Linked DNA regions of Mus musculus: region 1 is linked to region 2. The links are chromatin loops, found by intact Hi-C in ENCODE. Cell type or tissue: heart. All regions are shown on one strand.

Evidence for each region. Hi-C counts contacts between places; a loop is a spot of excess contacts. Peaks named below come from ENCODE experiments on the same cell type or tissue, not always from the same donor. Only the 100,000 strongest peaks of a DNase experiment are listed, where the experiment ranks them.
Region 1: a loop joins it to region 2, with 3 times the contacts of the local background. A loop is called at or near these places in 21 of 42 quality-filtered maps.

What each region holds. Positions count from the first base shown.
Region 1 is chrX:70,382,645-70,390,644 of GRCm38, reverse strand. It overlaps Eola1 (endothelium and lymphocyte associated ASCH domain 1), which reads right to left and starts at 4,732. Exons shown (of 3, transcript NM_026787.2): 1 at 4,494-4,732; 2 at 2,479-2,751; 3 at 1,229-1,773. The coding sequence starts at 2,731. The coding sequence ends at 1,553. It also overlaps a transcript of Ids not described here. In heart, no CTCF peak of the experiment used is centred here; DNase peaks (open chromatin) are centred at 4,814 and 5,004; H3K4me3 peaks cover 1,649 bases; H3K27ac peaks cover 1,335 bases.
Region 2 is chrX:70,472,738-70,480,737 of GRCm38, reverse strand. It overlaps Tmem185a (transmembrane protein 185A), which reads left to right and starts at 3,558. Exons shown (of 7, transcript NM_001357750.1): 1 at 3,558-3,760. The coding sequence starts at 3,723. In heart, a CTCF peak has its summit at 3,619; a DNase peak (open chromatin) is centred at 3,567; H3K4me3 peaks cover 2,142 bases; H3K27ac peaks cover 1,177 bases.

The DNA of each region.
Region 1 (8,000 bases), 90 kb after region 2:
AAAGAGAATTGAGCAAAAGCATCAGAAGATTAAAAGAGACAGGATGTAGCCATGCAAGGGCAGTGCTGAGAGTGATGAGGCCTTGCTGAAAGGTCTGGAAAAGGTACAGAGAGCTGTGGCCTGATGTAATGAGTTGAGAGGTGGGACTGTGGAAGGAGTAAGACAGGACAATGAGTACTTGGAACAGCTGGGGTCCAAAAGGAACACTAGCCCTGGCTGGAGTGTTGAGGTAATGTGGCAGTGAGGCTCTGAGTCGCGATATAGAGGTCAGGGTAGGACATTAGTGACCTTGCTGGACAGGGATATGGGAATATGTTTGGGGCTGAGTGTAAGGATGGAGAACTGGAATGGCTGAGGAAGGAAGAGAGCTGGGCTGTGAGGTCTGAGGTAGGAAGTAGAGGCACCACTGTGAATCCTGACCCAGGGAGGCAGACATATGGAGTACCAAAGAGAGGTTGTAGCTGGGGTGTGAGGTAGGAGTTGAAGACAGTCCATGAATACTGACCAAGTACACAAGATCCATGTATTGGCAGGAAGGGACCTAGGAAGTTTAAGGGAGTTTTGCTTTGAACCCTGATACAATGAGATCTCTGAGGGAGAGTTGAAGTCTCTACTGGAGGAGCTGGGCAGGCCTGGCAGTTCTGAGGAAGGAGTTGGAAGGAGTTTTCAGGGCTTCCAGATGAAGAAGGGCAAAGTCGATAGTGGTAGATTAGGCAGAAGTGCAGGGCAGAGCTGTGGATCCTGAGATAAGGAGTTTGGAGTGAGGTTGCCGAAGAGGAGCAGACTTGGAATATTTGGAGAGAATCTATGAATGTTGCCAGGGACTGGCGGGAGTGCAGGAGTTAAAGCTGAGATCAAGATATATTGTTTGTGAGAAGGAGAAATAAAAAAAAATAGTTTTAAAACTTGCTACAAGATAAACACTAACATCTAATACTTAAGCATCATGGTTTCTGAGTAATATTTAGGATTCTCTAGGTAATAAGTAGTTGGGTGACACACAGTTTTGGTTGTTGAGGGACTGTCTCCACAGAATAGGAGCAAGGATGGGCCAATGCTTGTTTTCTCCATTTGATTCCCTCTTCATCCCAGACTTAGTGCATTGGGGTTAACTCAGTGACTGCTCCCAGACTTGTCCCATGGGCCCCTGGATGCTGTTCACGTACTGCATGAGATTTGACTGCAATAAAGACATAGGGAAGGAGAAAGGGAGCTAGACACTTCATAAACACTTAACTATTATCAGATTTATTTGTGCAATCCAGAAAACAGCAGGAGTAAAGTGAACCTCAGGCAAATATCATTTCCTGGGACGTTTCCTTTTCCCTAAAGGTCAAAGTTCTCAAGGCTCTGTAGTTCTGTTGGCAGCGCCACAGCATGAGGGATGTGTTTACTGCCATGCCCTTCATGAGGGCAGAGCAGGCTGGAAACAGCACCCAGCTAGTGAGCTGTGCTCTGCAGGAGTGGATCCGAGTCTCCTAGATTGAGATTTGGAGGTGCACACTCTGATGGTCTACTGGCAGAGCCATTCTTCAGTTGTTTTCCAGAGCAGTCATTCTTTCTCCAGTGGGATCAAGTGCTCTGGGATGTCTACCTGGAATATATCCTTTCCCCCTTTCCTAGGTATGGGCTCCAGTAACCACCTGGGGTTTGAAACTTGAGTCAGGTACTTCAGCTGCAGATTGGTTAGCACAGCTTGAGTTTCCAGTTCCACAGCCTCCTCAGCAGTTAAGGTCTCTGGACACTGAAAAGTCTCTCCAATGTCAATAAGTCCTGGGCACAAAGACAGAAATATACAGATGTAGTCTCTTCTATACAACAAGGTTATCTTTATGACTGCAGGGTCAACTGATAGTGTATAATCAAAATGATTGATAGGAAATTGGGATTTTTCTCACTGAACATTGGAAACATGACCAACTGAACTAGGCAATCCTGGGTGAGACGGCCACAGGCTTTGGGAAAAAGAAGAGGGTGGCTTATGCTCCGTGAGTCCTGCATTAAAGAACAGTCAGGTTCTAGCATACTACTAAGGCTGGCATTTACTGAAAGAGAACCAGTCTTATCCAGGAAGCCCACAGTCAATAAGATTCCCAATTAGGTCAGTAGGTGACTAGTCGTATTAGATGTTGATTGGTGTCTTACTCAAGGTTCTTGTGAGAGGCATTACAAGCCAGGCAAGCAGCCTTACTCTATTAATGCTCCACTTTTTCAGTGTCTATGCTGTCATAGACCATGCCTTTTGCACATATTCATGCACACACAGTCTAATGCTACATGAGGCCTAGAGTTAAGACGTAACTGAGTCTGTGGAACCCAGACCTATTCACCTCATTCAAGTGACTTTGGTAGTCCTTAGTGAGTCTTCTTGGAAACTTTAGGACACGCCCTCTAACTAACAGCAAAACAGTGCCACCAATCTATCAAGCAGGATCCTGTTGGAATTGTCTACGTGGTATTTGGTACAGCCTCACTTACCAGCTATCACGCCTCTGCCGTACTTTTCTCCTGCCTGTAGTAAGGTCTGAATCTGTGTCCAGGTCATCCCCAACCTCTCCATGAGCACTTCCTGCCATTCATCATCTTCCCAGTCCTTGTGAGCAATGTGGATGGCAATGGTGTATTTCTGAACGCTGCTCAACAGGGGACGCCAACGTGTCTCAAGAGTCTTGACTCCATTTAAGATTAAACCAGCGTAGGGCTGCCGGAAGGATAGGCAGGGAAACTTCATTTTCCTCAGAGTCTCTGGGCCTAAAGATAGAAACACACCACAGCTGAGCTTTTCAGGCTCACATCCATTGGGCCTTGCCTTCCCCAGATGATTCCCATGTGCCCTGAAACTCCACTGAACTCAATGTGCTTCCTGTCACAGATTAATAATGTCCTGCTCTTAACCTCTGAGCCTAGGAGTGGGAGTGTTCAGGATCAGGTGTGGGGAGGGACAGGAAAGATGATCAGATGTCCATGAGAATGAATGAAAATCTCCAACTGACAGGGGCATGGAGGTGTGTGTGTGAATCTCCAGGATGAAATAGACCTGGGATAAGGGAGACACCCAAGAATCAAAGAGGGCGACCTTAACAGTGACTCACAGCATTGGGGATATGGAACCTGAAGAGGCCACTTCCTGTAGCCAGGCAGGAGCCCCAGTGGAGCAATAGAGACACCAACCCACCCACAAAACTTTCGACCCTAAATTTATCCTGTCTCCAAGAAATGCAGGGATGGGGATGGAACAGAGACTGAGGGAATGGCCAACCAAAACCAGCCCAACTTGAGACCCATCCCATGGGCAAGCACTAATTTGTGACATTATTAATGATATTCTGTTATGCTTGCAGACAGGAGCATGTTGTCCTCTGAGAGGCTCCACCCAGCAGTTGACTCAGAGAGATACAGAGACCCACAGCCAAACAGTGGATGGAACTTGGGGACTCTTATGGAAGAGTTGGGGGAAGGATGTGGACCCTAAAGGAGATAAAAACTCCACAGGAAGACCAATAGAGTCAACTATCCTGGACCTTTGGAGTTCTCAGGGACTGAATTCCTGCCCTGCCCTACCCCAATGACAGACTGTAACCTCTAAACTAACATAAACCTTTTTTTCCAGATCTGATTGTTCTGTGCGCATGTCTGGAAGACTCTGATTCCTGCCAAGGGCTCATGTTCCAACCAGCCCAGAATCCACCCATCTCACAAGAATCCTCAGGATTCCTTGCAATCTGGCTGCCCACGCGAAATATTTGCCCTCTTCTCATTTCACTCACTGCCCTGTAGCTAGAACAACTGAATACTCTTCCTCATGTTTCTGCAGATAAACCTGCTCTGTGGATGAAGAAGCTGCCCTTTTTGGTTTGTTTCTGCTTCTCCACTTACATAAGGAGAAGGTAGATAAAGGAAAAAAAAAAACACCAAGTAAAACTTAGTTTTGTTGGCTACTGGCAGCAGGAAAGGCTCAGCAAGCCTTAGAGATCAACAAGAGTTAGGGCTGTACATCTCACTCACAGCTTGGTTCTGCTATCATGTCAGTGGGAAGGTCCTTTTTTGTCTGGTACAAGAACCGCCTGATGTAGAAAGTTAATTCTGCAACTGGTTGCCATTATTAAGTCAAACATGCAATTTAACAGGAGAAAAATGATGCCACATAGAATGTGATTGCATGGAAATGCTCAGGTCTACCAAATCCCAGTGCCTTCAGTGTCAACTGGTATATTAGACTAGGCATAATAATACCAAAGGCCTCATAGTCTAGAGTGTCAGTGAATTCGTAGCCTAAAAGTAAGGAAGAAACAGTGCCCTGGAGCAGCACATTTGGTTTTCATCCGCCTGCATCCACACTGCATCACTTAGGAGAGACTGTGAAATGCTGGCAAGATGGGGCATGCAAAGACCGGTCTTGGGCTGGCCCAGCAGTTGGCGAAGCTGGAGGCTGGGGTGTCCTCAATGGGGTGGGGGATGGGGGCAAGCTCGAAGGCTCCGACTCAACAGGTTACCTGTGTCCTTTGGGTGCTGTGGGCCTCTCAGCTTTGTCACTTATCACGCGGCAGACTCCAGTTTACACCCAGTCCTTTCTCTCTCTTCCAGCGTTCCCGGAAGTCCGCCAGTACCAAAGACTCCTGAGAGTGGGTGGATAATGTCCGCTCTAAAGAAAGGAAAGCATTTGGCTATAGCCTTAACTTTAACTGGCGTTCTGGGACTTTAACTCTGACTGCTTTAAGAAGAGACCCAGAAACACATCCGTGCCCGAACTTACACAATTTACGTAAGCACGCACACCACGCCCATTTACACGAGTAAACATCCGCAGCCAATTAGAACTACAGGCACTATGCTACCCGGATAGGAAGGTACGGACTTGCGTAATTAAGCAGTAAGCGACATCGAATGCTAGAAGACACCGTTTTCTTAAAGCAATCTTGCAAATAAAGTGGGTCAGGGTCTGTAATAGGCGGTTGGGGAGGGAAAGAAGTGAGAAAAGGAGTGAGTGATTTAGTCGGCGGAGTCTGCAAAAACCCATGAAAGTAGGAGTAGGTTGCACTGCAGCAGGAGGGGCGGGATTGGGGATGTGAGGGAAGAGGCTTGTTGAGGAGGGGCCTAAAATTGGTCCAGGGCCAAAGCTGTTTGAATCCCGAGGTTAGGCATTGGGGTGGGGTGGGGTGGGGCTGTGAGCACCTGATAGAGGTTGGGAATGGGAGTTTGTGCTCTGAAGAATCCTTGGGAACAGTTAGGAATTACGGGTGCTTGGAATCTGGGCCTGTTGTGAGTGCAGACCTGAGTGGGTGGAGCTACTGGGATACTAGGGCGGAGCTTTGGATCCCCACTTAACTCGGTTCAGATCTGCTTAAGGAGAAGGAAGGGCTGTGCAAGCTGAAGTGGTGGACCAGACTGTCAGTACTCAGCAAGGTGGTTAGGGCCTCAAGAGTACCAGCCAGGGCTATGTGTGGTGAGATTTTGTTGACAGAGCTGAGCTTTGGATGCTGGCTTTACTTGCTGGAGGGATACAGGGGAAGGAGGGCGTGCCTGTGAGTGGGAGCCGAATTATACATGATGGACAGTGCTATGCATGCTGAAGTAGAGGTTGAACGTGGTTCAGTGACTGGTGACATATGAAGTAGGAACAGAGCTTTGGATAGTATTTTTGGGGGGGGGTTATACAATAGATTTATTCTTAGCTTTTTGAGAAATGTTCACACTGTTTTTCTGAGTTGCCATACTAGTCTGCAATCCCATTAACAGCAAATATGAGTTATCTTTCTCTACATCCTTATCAGCATTTGTTGTTGCTTATTCTTTTTTTAATATTTTTATTACATATTTTCCTCAATTACATTTCCAATGCTATCCCAAAAGTCCCCCATACCCTCCCCCCCACTTCCCTACCCACCCATTCCCATTTTTTTGGCCCTGGCGTTCCCCTGTACTGGGGCATATACAGTTTGCTTGTCCAATGGGCCTCTCTTTCCAGTGATGGCCGACTAGGCCATCTTTTGATACATATGCAGCTAGAGTCAAGAGCTCCGGGGTACTGGTTAGTTCATAATGTTGTTCCACCTATAGGGTTGCAGATCCCTTTAGCTCCTTGGGTACTTTCTCTAGCTCCTCCATTGGGAGCCCTGTGATCCATCCACTAGCTGACTGTGAGCATCCACTTCTGTGTTTGCTAGGCCCCAACCTAGTCTCACAAGAGACAGCTATATCTGGGTCCTTTTGATAAAATCTTGCTAGTGTATGCAATGGTGTCAGCGTTTGGATGCTGATTATGGGGTGGATCCCTGGATATGGCAGTCTCTAGATGGTCCATCCTTTTGTCTCAGCTCCAAACTTTGTCTCTGTAACTCCTTCCATGGGTGTTTTGTTCCCAATTCTAAGGAGGGGCATAGTGTCCACACTTCAGTCTTCATTCTTCTTGAGTTTCATGTGTTTACCAAATTGTATCTTATATCTTGGGTATCTTAGGTTTTGGGCTAATATCCACTTATCAGTGAGTACATATTGTGTGAGTTCCTTTGTGAATGTGTTACCTCACTCAGGATGATGCCCTCCAGGTCCATCCATTTGGCTAGGAATTTCATAAATTCATTCTTTTTAATAGCTGAGTAGTACTCCATTGTGTAAATGTACCACATTTTCTATATCCATTCCACTATTGAGGGACATCTGAGTTCTTCTCAGCTTCTGGATATTATAGATAAGGCTGCTATGAACATAGTGGAGCATGTGTCCTTATTACCAATTCAAACATCTTCTGGTTATATGCCCAGGTAAGGTCTTGCTGGATCTTCCTATAGTACAATGTCCAATTTTCTGAGGAACCGCCAGACGGATTTCCAGAGTGGTTGTACAAGCCTGCAATCCCACCAACAATGGAGGAGTGTTCCTCTTTCTCCACATCCTCACCAGCATCTGCTGTCACCTGAATTTTTGATCTTAGCCATTCTGACTGGTGTGAGGTGGAATCTCAGGGTTGTTTTGATTTGCATTTCCCTGATGATTAAGGATGTTGAACATTTTTTCAGGTGCTTCTCTGCCATTCGGTATTCCTCAGGTGAGAATTCTTTGTTCAGTTCTGAGCCCCATTTTTTAATGGGGTTATTTGATTTTCTGAAGTCCACCTTCTTGAGTTCTTTATATATGTTGGATATTAGTCCCCTATCTGATTTAGGATAGGTAAAGATCCTTTCCCAATCTGTTGGTGGTCTTTTTGTCTTATTGATGGTGTCTTTTGCCTTGCAGAAGCTTTGGAGTTTCATTAGGTCCCATTTGTCAATTCTTGAGATAGTATTATAATAAAGGCCCAGAAACGCTGAAAGAGGACAGGGCCATTTGAGATATGAGGGTGAGATTGTGGATGAGACTGTTAGTACCGACTTGGGTCTCTAAAGTGCTGGCCAGGACTGTGAATTGTGAATGTGACAGCAGGACTGAGCTTTAAATCCTGATATAATGTGATAGAAGGCCATTGAAGGAATAGGGCACGGCTGTGTATGCTGACAAAAGAGTGGCTTGTGTATGCTGTACAGGTTGAGGGCACTGCTGTGACTAGTGATGTAGGAAGTGAAGGAGGAGGAGTCGGGCCGTTTGTGATGATGTAGGAGCGACACACAGGTAGGGCACTGCTCTCTGGGTTAGTAGTGGTACGTCGTACTGTGTATGTTGATGTCCAATGGTGGGCAGGACTGTGCACACTATGGTTGAAGTGGTGGGCAGTGCTGTGTGTGTGGAGGTAGGAGAGGTAGGTGGTGTTTCGAGCGTTGCCCTGGGCACTTAGGGTTTACAGAGTACTGGGAAAGGGCCATAGGTATTAATTTATGGAAGGGGAGGGATAACTTTGAATACTGACATACTATGACAGAGGATCACTGGAGAGAGAAGAGCAAGACTGTATGCTAAAGTAGGAGTGGCGGGCTTAGCTGTGAGTGCTGACCAAGGTGAGCTGTGTCTCAGGAGTAATGGGGATGGTTGTCAATGGTAAGATATGAAGTGGGGGTGGAACTTTGGAT
Region 2 (8,000 bases):
AGAAACTTCCAATCACAAGTTCTAAAAGAAGCTTCCCTGAGTTGGTTGTTACTTATAGTCTCTGGGAAAAGACATAGGAAAGGTTGCAGATCCCAGCATCCCTTTCACTAGCCTTCCAACTTCTCTAGATCATCAACTTCCCAAACAGAGCTCTGTAGTCTATCAAACTCCTGTCCAGGAGATCTCAGGGCAAGAAAACTCACAGGTTTATGAAAATCACACTAAAGTGAGGAACAATAGATTTTCTTAGGAAAACACAAGTTGCATTTTTCGAGACAGTCTTTTTATACAACTGTTGGTGTCTTAGAACTTGATATGCAGACCAGACTGGCCTAGAACTCACAGAGATCCACCTGCCTCTGCCTCCTGAGTGCTGAGATTAAAGGCATGTGCCACTATACCTGGCCCAACTTGCTTTTTGTAAGTGGACAAAATCCTGGGGTTCGAAGCAATTCTCTAGTTGGTAGCACTTAAGGTTGGACTTTTGGGAACTTAGGGCAAGTCAGTTTTGAGCAGGGGCATCTCTGTGTCACCTGTCTAAAGAATTGTCAATCTCTCCCCTGGGTGCAGGCTGACTATCTTTAATAGGTCCAAGAATACATGCCTGCTGTCGTTTTTGACACTGGATTTAGTGATAAAACTAATGTTTAATTCTATACCCTTTCCACTTTATTAATGAAGCCCAGGGAAGAAGTCCTAGTAGCATGACGATCTGGACTGTAAAGAACCACTTCCTTCCCCTGATCTAGGTCTCCTAATTTAAATGTCATAATGAACTATGATTCTCTCCTCTGGGTCTCTGCTCTTCAGAAGTCCGTCACAGAGACCAGTGTGAATACTGAATACAAGTAGAGCTCATGGCTGGGTATCTAGCACATTTGAGGCACTCAAGGTAATTCCCTCTTTTGAAGATTAAATACAGAACTTTGAGATAGCAATTATTTTGGTATATTCAGTACTTTTCATGGCAACATGACTTATCAAAGAACATGATAATAGTATATTTTTGTCATTGTATTCAGAATAAGAATTTCCACATGGTCATGTCATCCCTAGAGAGAACTGCTAAAATTGCAATAGTGGGCCCATAGAGAAGTGTCTCAGTTACAGAAATACACAAGAGCTCACCATAAGTAGCATTTGGACTCTGAGCAACTTGCCTGGCCACTCTCCATGGAGCTTTTACGAAAACCATATTACATGTTATTCAAGTTGGAGCTGACAAGCAAGCTGTCTTCTTGACGTCTGCTTGGGGTGAAACCTCCAGAAAATAAAATGGTGCTGGCTACTCTGTCCAATGGCAGTTAACTTTTGGGAAGTATTTTAGAACTGGCATGTTCCTGCGCTTGTGCCATGAACTAGGGGCAATGGCTGGCCTGTTTTTATCTCGTGTAGTCTGACTCAGAACTCCACAATCTCTCCACCCACCTCTCTAGGTTCCCACAGATGGTTGCTACCATGCCAACCCGGTGCTTCAAATCCCCCATGGCCTCTGTGGTGCACATCTGGCAAAAACATGCTTTGCCGCCATACCTTTCTCTCTTGAACCCAGACGAGCCAGCACATGAAGGAAAACACAACACAAATTCAGTTCAGAAACAATGGTAACTCAATCTCTGGGTGCAACAACTAAAACCTAATCTTGTAAGCCTTATTAAAATCTACTTCCTCCGGTGGAGAATCCTTGTGGATCCGCCATAATACCAGAAAACTCTAGCAGCTACATCTTTTCCCTCTGCTATCCCCATTCCCAAAAGGACTTAATCCCCTCCTGCTTCCTTGCTTCCTCGCTTCCTCTGTCCAACCTGGAAGTCCCACCTCCTCACCCAGTGATTGGCCCTTTTATTCATTAGGGGATGGGTTCACAAGAAGCCACCTGAGCACGTGAGTGACTCATTCCTCATTCCAGACAGCCTCTCCCGGGAGAGCAAGCAGTATAGAGCCATCCACAACATTCTAGTTTGCTAGAGTGTTAAGTTGCATCTTTGTTCTTCAGCCTTCACTAGCTAGATCCCACAGTGCACATTATGCAAGCTTCTCTGTGCTTTGGCTCTTCTGTACTTTACTATCTATTGGGAGAGTCCGCAGGGCAAGACACTGTGCATCAACTGGAGGATGGTCAGAGAAAGTGGATCAACATTTCTGAGAGAGGGTCATGGTGCTTCAGTAGCTGAATGCTTCATCCAAGTTACTCATCCATAAACCAGCTCATATAATAATATCCATTTCTCAGTGGGTGTTAGGGAACATAATTACCACTTGTGAAATGTTTTCAAGTTTCCAAAAGAAAGATGATACATCACAGCAAAGTATGATTCTCCCAATTGTGATCTTCTTAAGCTCCCCCTGGGGCTCACTAACATAAAATTGCATGAAACTGCTATTGTAACAACCTATGACTCTTACCCGTAATGATTCCAGATTAATGTTTAAGGTTTTGCTGTATTATTCATAAAAACAACAGTTCAAACTGGCTGGAATTGAAAATGGTAAACTAAGTCCTCTGCTATGAGGTTGTTCCACTCTTAGATTTGAAAAGCAAATAGAATCCTTAGAGCATTCTTTAAGAATTTACGGATTTGGCAAAAAGAACAACTAGCAACCTTCTTTGTGCATCTAACATACAATGCTATGCATGATCTCTCTGAATTTTCTTAACCAGATAGAAAAGTATATATATATATTTTTTTCGAGACAGGGTTTCTCTGTGTCGCCCTGGCTGTCCTGGAACTCACTTTGTAGACCAGGCTGGCCTCGAACTCAGAGATCCACCTGCCTCTGCCTCCCGGGTGCTGGGATTAAAGGCGTGCGCCACCACGCCCGGCTGTATATTTTTTTAAAACAAACTCTTTTATAGAGGAGAAAATCTGAGCCTTGAAGATATTAACTTGCCCAATAAGACAAACCTGGCAATTCTAAATAGTATGTCTGGGAGTGGAGGAAGCCAGATCTGAAGCGACCACCAAGTCTAGGCAGGAGTCAAGGAGACTCTGAACTAGATTAGGATGCTTAAGGATGAGTTCCATCTCTCCAGATTAGGCATTCTGACAAATAGACCTGCTGTTAAGGACAGTGGGAACCCAAGATGAGAAGATGGCTGAGAGAGTAGATGACTGGTGCAGGGTAATGTGAGGTTTGGATGGTCAGGAAATCTGTGTAGCTTGGGGCACAGGAAGGAAGTTGATATGCAGGCTGGATTTACTGGAAACTCTGGTAGGCATAGGCCAAGATTCAGTCAATTTGGGGGGAAACCTTCAATTTCTGGTATGGGTCTGGGTGACAGGTGGCCAAGGTGACAGGTGTCTGTGATGATCTCACTGAGGTACTCCCGTTTGGCGTTCTCCCTCCTTATGACATCCACCCAGTCAGTGTTCCCCTCCCCGGACGTTCCCCTCTTCTTTTTGTAGAGATTCTGTCCCAGAGGCAGGCAGGCTGGTACCCCGGAGCAAAAAGATCCACTATCAATGTAACCTCCTGCTTCTGACGAGCTGGGGCGGAGGGGGTGTGGGGGTGGGGGAAGCAGGGAGCGGGTCTCAGAGCGCATGCGCATCCTAGCTACGGAAGCCGGAAGGAGTGTGGGAGACAGTTGGTTGCTCTGGTTTCTCCTGGCGGCGGCGTTAGCGACGAAGCTGCCTTTGGCAGCATGAACCCGCTGTGAGGCGCAGGCTTCGCGGCGCGGGGGGCGGGGGGAAGAGGAGGACGCCTCGGCGAAGTTCTCCGCCATGAACCTGAGGGGCCTCTTTCAGGACTTCAACCCGAGGTGAGGCGGTTATCCCGGCGACGCCAGGTTGGGGCTTGGGTTCGGGTAGCGGCTGGGAGCGGCGCGGCGGCCAAGGCACTGCAGTCTGAGCACCCAGGCACCAGCCTGAGGCTCCTTATGGCTGCCAGCTGCTCTCGGGAAAGCTGTGTTGGCCTCAGAGTCTGTCCATCCGCTTCTTCCTCCGCAACTGGTACCAACCCGCCGTGGCCCAAGTTGTCGAGGTTGGAGAAGTGTCCTCCCAGAGGGAAGCCCATTGATCTCCACTCGTCCTTTTTCATTGGTATTTCAACTTCTCTGTCTCGATTTATTTTTTCTTATTTTTCTTCTCACCGCTCCGCCTGCCCCCGTTTTCTATGCCAGGGCCATCTCACTTGACCCTGACACCCCCAGCCACCTTCGCACATGTTTCCTCTAGTTTCAGCATTTGGGATTTTCCTTGGATTTATGCCTGTCTGCCGTTCTTCGCTTATTTGTCAAACTGATGTCTGAGATACTGAAATTTTAGAGTCGTTGCCAGGGTATGGTAAATCTTACATAATGCCTTTGGGGGTGAACCTGATCGCCTCCAACGCATTTTCTTAGCCTTCTCTATGTAAGTTTATTCGCAGGAAGTAGATATTGCCCTGCTTATTTTCCAGACTTGAAATACCTAGTGGGCAGTGTGGAGAAAACACTGGCTAAAGTATATAAATCTCGGTCCTTGCACTTGTCAAACTGTTGTAAAAGTGTTCCCTCTGCGGCCTGTGAGCTCCCAAAGCAGAAACCACTTCCTGGTTGTTCCCTTGCACATCACCTCCCACCCATCTGTCATATAGTAGACACTTATAAAACGTCTTTGGAACTAAACTGAGTCAAGACTGAGGTTGGGCAGTCAAGTGATTCTCTACTTTAGTAAGCTGCAAGAGGAGTTCATTTCACTGATATTTTTCAAGTCCATTACTATTTAAAAGGAATATCTGCTCATTTTATTTCTAAGTGGTAAGACACGCACTCAAGTAAGCTAGCCTTCCTCCGTACGTGAGGTCCTAGGCTAGGCGCTTGCAATGCTTGGCCGTCCTAGCCTGGAAGCAATGGGAATATGAACAGATAAGTAGCTGTATTGTGCACTCCTGAGGATGCCACTTTCTTGGCTGTTTGTTGGAGACAAAGGAACTGGGGAGAGAAGAGGGGACTATTTAGAGTGCAGTCTCCTTAAGAATGGTAAAATTTTAAAATTTAAAGCCTCCTCTGGCCTGGGTGCTCTTACTGTCTTTGTGTTTATAGTCTGGCCTTGTTCCGTGGTCATCATCAATGGCATTGAGCCTTCTTAACGGAGAGGAGTTCATTTAGAGGAACTACCACAGAGCCAACCATAGCTTTTCTTCTACTGCTCCTGGATTAGGGTTTGTCTATAGGACAACTGTGTTGGTACTGAAGCTGGACAGGTCTTGTGTATTTTCATTGTTTGGAGAGAGTGACAAGAAACAGAAATAGAGGCTGAATTTTTTGTGTTCTTGGGTAACTCACTTATCTGTTTCATCTGTAGAATGAGTATAATTGCTCACAAGGCTATTGAACCTGAATTAATGGCTGATTGCACAATGTGTTACAAATAGAAATCGTTTATTATGGGACAGATAGTCCAGAAGCTGCAAGGTGATCTCCCAGTTATCTAAGAGTTGTGAAAGCAAAAATAGTGGTCCTCTGATAACACCCTTAGCCAGTTTTTCCTTTACTTTTTTTCCCTTCCAAATACTAAAGTCTAAAATTTATAATGAGATACTTCGAAGAGATTTATAATGATCATCAACACATTTATTTGTGCTTAAATTCTAAGTGGAATAAAATGCATCTTTCCCTGAAAAAATTAAAAGTCTTTTGTACCCCACCATTGTCCTGGTTCAATGTCATTAGTGGGAAGGAAGAGTGTTACCTTCTAGATGTTCCAGGGATACAATGGCCAGGTGATATTAAGAAGTAGATTTTTCTTAGCTGGCGATGTTTCATAAACTGTGGATGATCTAGTTTATAACACTGTATCTTAATCTTGCACCATGCTGACGAAAGCCTTTCAGACATCTGGAGAGCAAACTTGGGGGGGGGTGTTGACAGGAAAGCACCCTGTGCTAAGACCTCAGATCTGTGCTTTTGTCTAATTATCTGTTTCTAATTCTGAACCAGTTCACACATGGCCCTCTTACTTCAGGACTTTATCATGCTCTGCTCATTTAATAGGACAGCTCCTTCTCTCCTTGATTCAGGTCCCATTTATCATTGAAATATCTGTTCATTTGGTAGTTGCTGAAGTAAGTTGTTCTGGCTTCCTCAACCTGGTCCATTCCTCCCTGCATGTACAATCTCTGTAGAATATCATAGTCTTCTTTAGAGGCCTTATCTGTGCTCTTGCTCTTTTTCTCTGTTTATTTAATTGATATTTCTCTCTCCTACTGAAATTCAAACCATGTGAGGCTAAACCCATAGCTTTTATTGTCAAAATTTATATCCATGAGATAATGGCTGGCACAGTATTAGTGAAATGAATGATAACTCACCCTAGCCTGTAAGAACCGTCTAGAGCTCCTTCTTGTCAATGACTGCTTTCTTGCTGGTGTATGAACTATTTATTTTCCCTCTCTCTTCCTGTGCCCCTTCAGAGTGTAACTGTTGTATTGACAAGCTGGGAAAGACCTTAACAGTACGCACAGGGCAATGTGCTTTCTTGACTCTGGGGACCATTACAGCAACAGCCATTGGTATTGTCTGCTGGCTCCCACACCATGCACTGTGACTCCAGGCCTCCTCTCATACCTTGCAAATCTTAGTCACTGAGAATTCACTGCAGTTTGTCAGTTTTCTAGAAATAGTAGTGACACAGAATGATTGAAAAGTGTTTAGCACCCAGCTGTGAAGGGCTGATAGCTGACCCTATACCTATTTCCATCTACCACAGATCTGGTTGATCACGAACTTCTTTTCAGAATTGCCTTTTAGTTACAAAGTTAAACTTATTAAAACATACTGTGTCTACCAAGAATCCTTCTTGACTGCCTGAAGCCTCTAATAGCTTGATTGACTAAACAGACTATTAGAATTGACTAAACAGAATTGGAAAACTGATTCCAGAATGTCCCTAGGAGGTGGAGATCTCCTCCACCTTTAATACACGGCTTTAATAGGCAACCTGACTATATCACAAGGCCTTGGATAAAGTTGTTATTTGTTAGAGAAGGCCCTTCAGCCGTTGGTAGCCATACTGCATTGGAAGACTGTGAGAACTCTGTTTAGTCTACCAGCTCATTAGCAGTGGACTCCTGATGGGAGGGTGGTCCATCTCTTGGGTATTCTAGACTGGAACAATGAGTAAGAAATGCCTTACTGGGCTTGTGTATGTGGACATGTAATACTAATGAAGTAAATTATGTTTGCAGAGTTCCTGTATGCTCCATCTTAAGCCATTCTTTAGTCTTTGTAAGCTGTGTTTTATTTTAATTTTTTGGGGAAATACTAATCTGATTGCTGGTAACCTTTCACTAAAGGCCTCTGCAGGCACCAGGTACATATGTGGTATATAGACATACAGGCAAAATACCCATTCATATAAAATAAAGTAAAAAATCCTGAAAATAATTATTTAAAAAGAAGGATGGGTATGTACTGCAGAAAATGTGTGTAGTGTTTTAAAGATAAATGATGTTGAGCTTAGGGTATAGTTCAGTGCTATGGCACTTGTACAGGGCATTAGGTTTGAGTCTCCAGCAGAGTAAAAATGACATCGTGTTGATTACTCCAAGTACTCCTTAAAGATTGTATTTTTCAAAGCAGGCCACTGATCTGTCAGTATGAGTGTAGTGTCAGTATTGATAATGAATTACTGTGTGATTGATTGTACATCTGTTGTTGGGAAATATAGAGCTACTGGTTGTCAGAATATTGTCTTGACTTTTACTGATTAATTGTTGTTAATGGCTATGGCTTATTTGCATTCACCATGTGTCAACCCTCACTTGGCAGTTTGGTTTTCAGTATCCTTACTCTTAACAATAGCCCTACAAATAAGATTGCAGCCACATTTTATTTTATTTTCTAATTTAAACACATTTTAATTTATTGATTGTGGAGATACATATGACACACTGTGCTTATGGAGGTCAGAAAACAGCTTTCAGGAGTCAGTTCTCTTCTTCCTGCATGTGGGTCCTCAAGTTATCCATTAGGCCAGTGGCAAGCGCCTCTAGCTACTGACCCATCTCTCTGGCCTCAG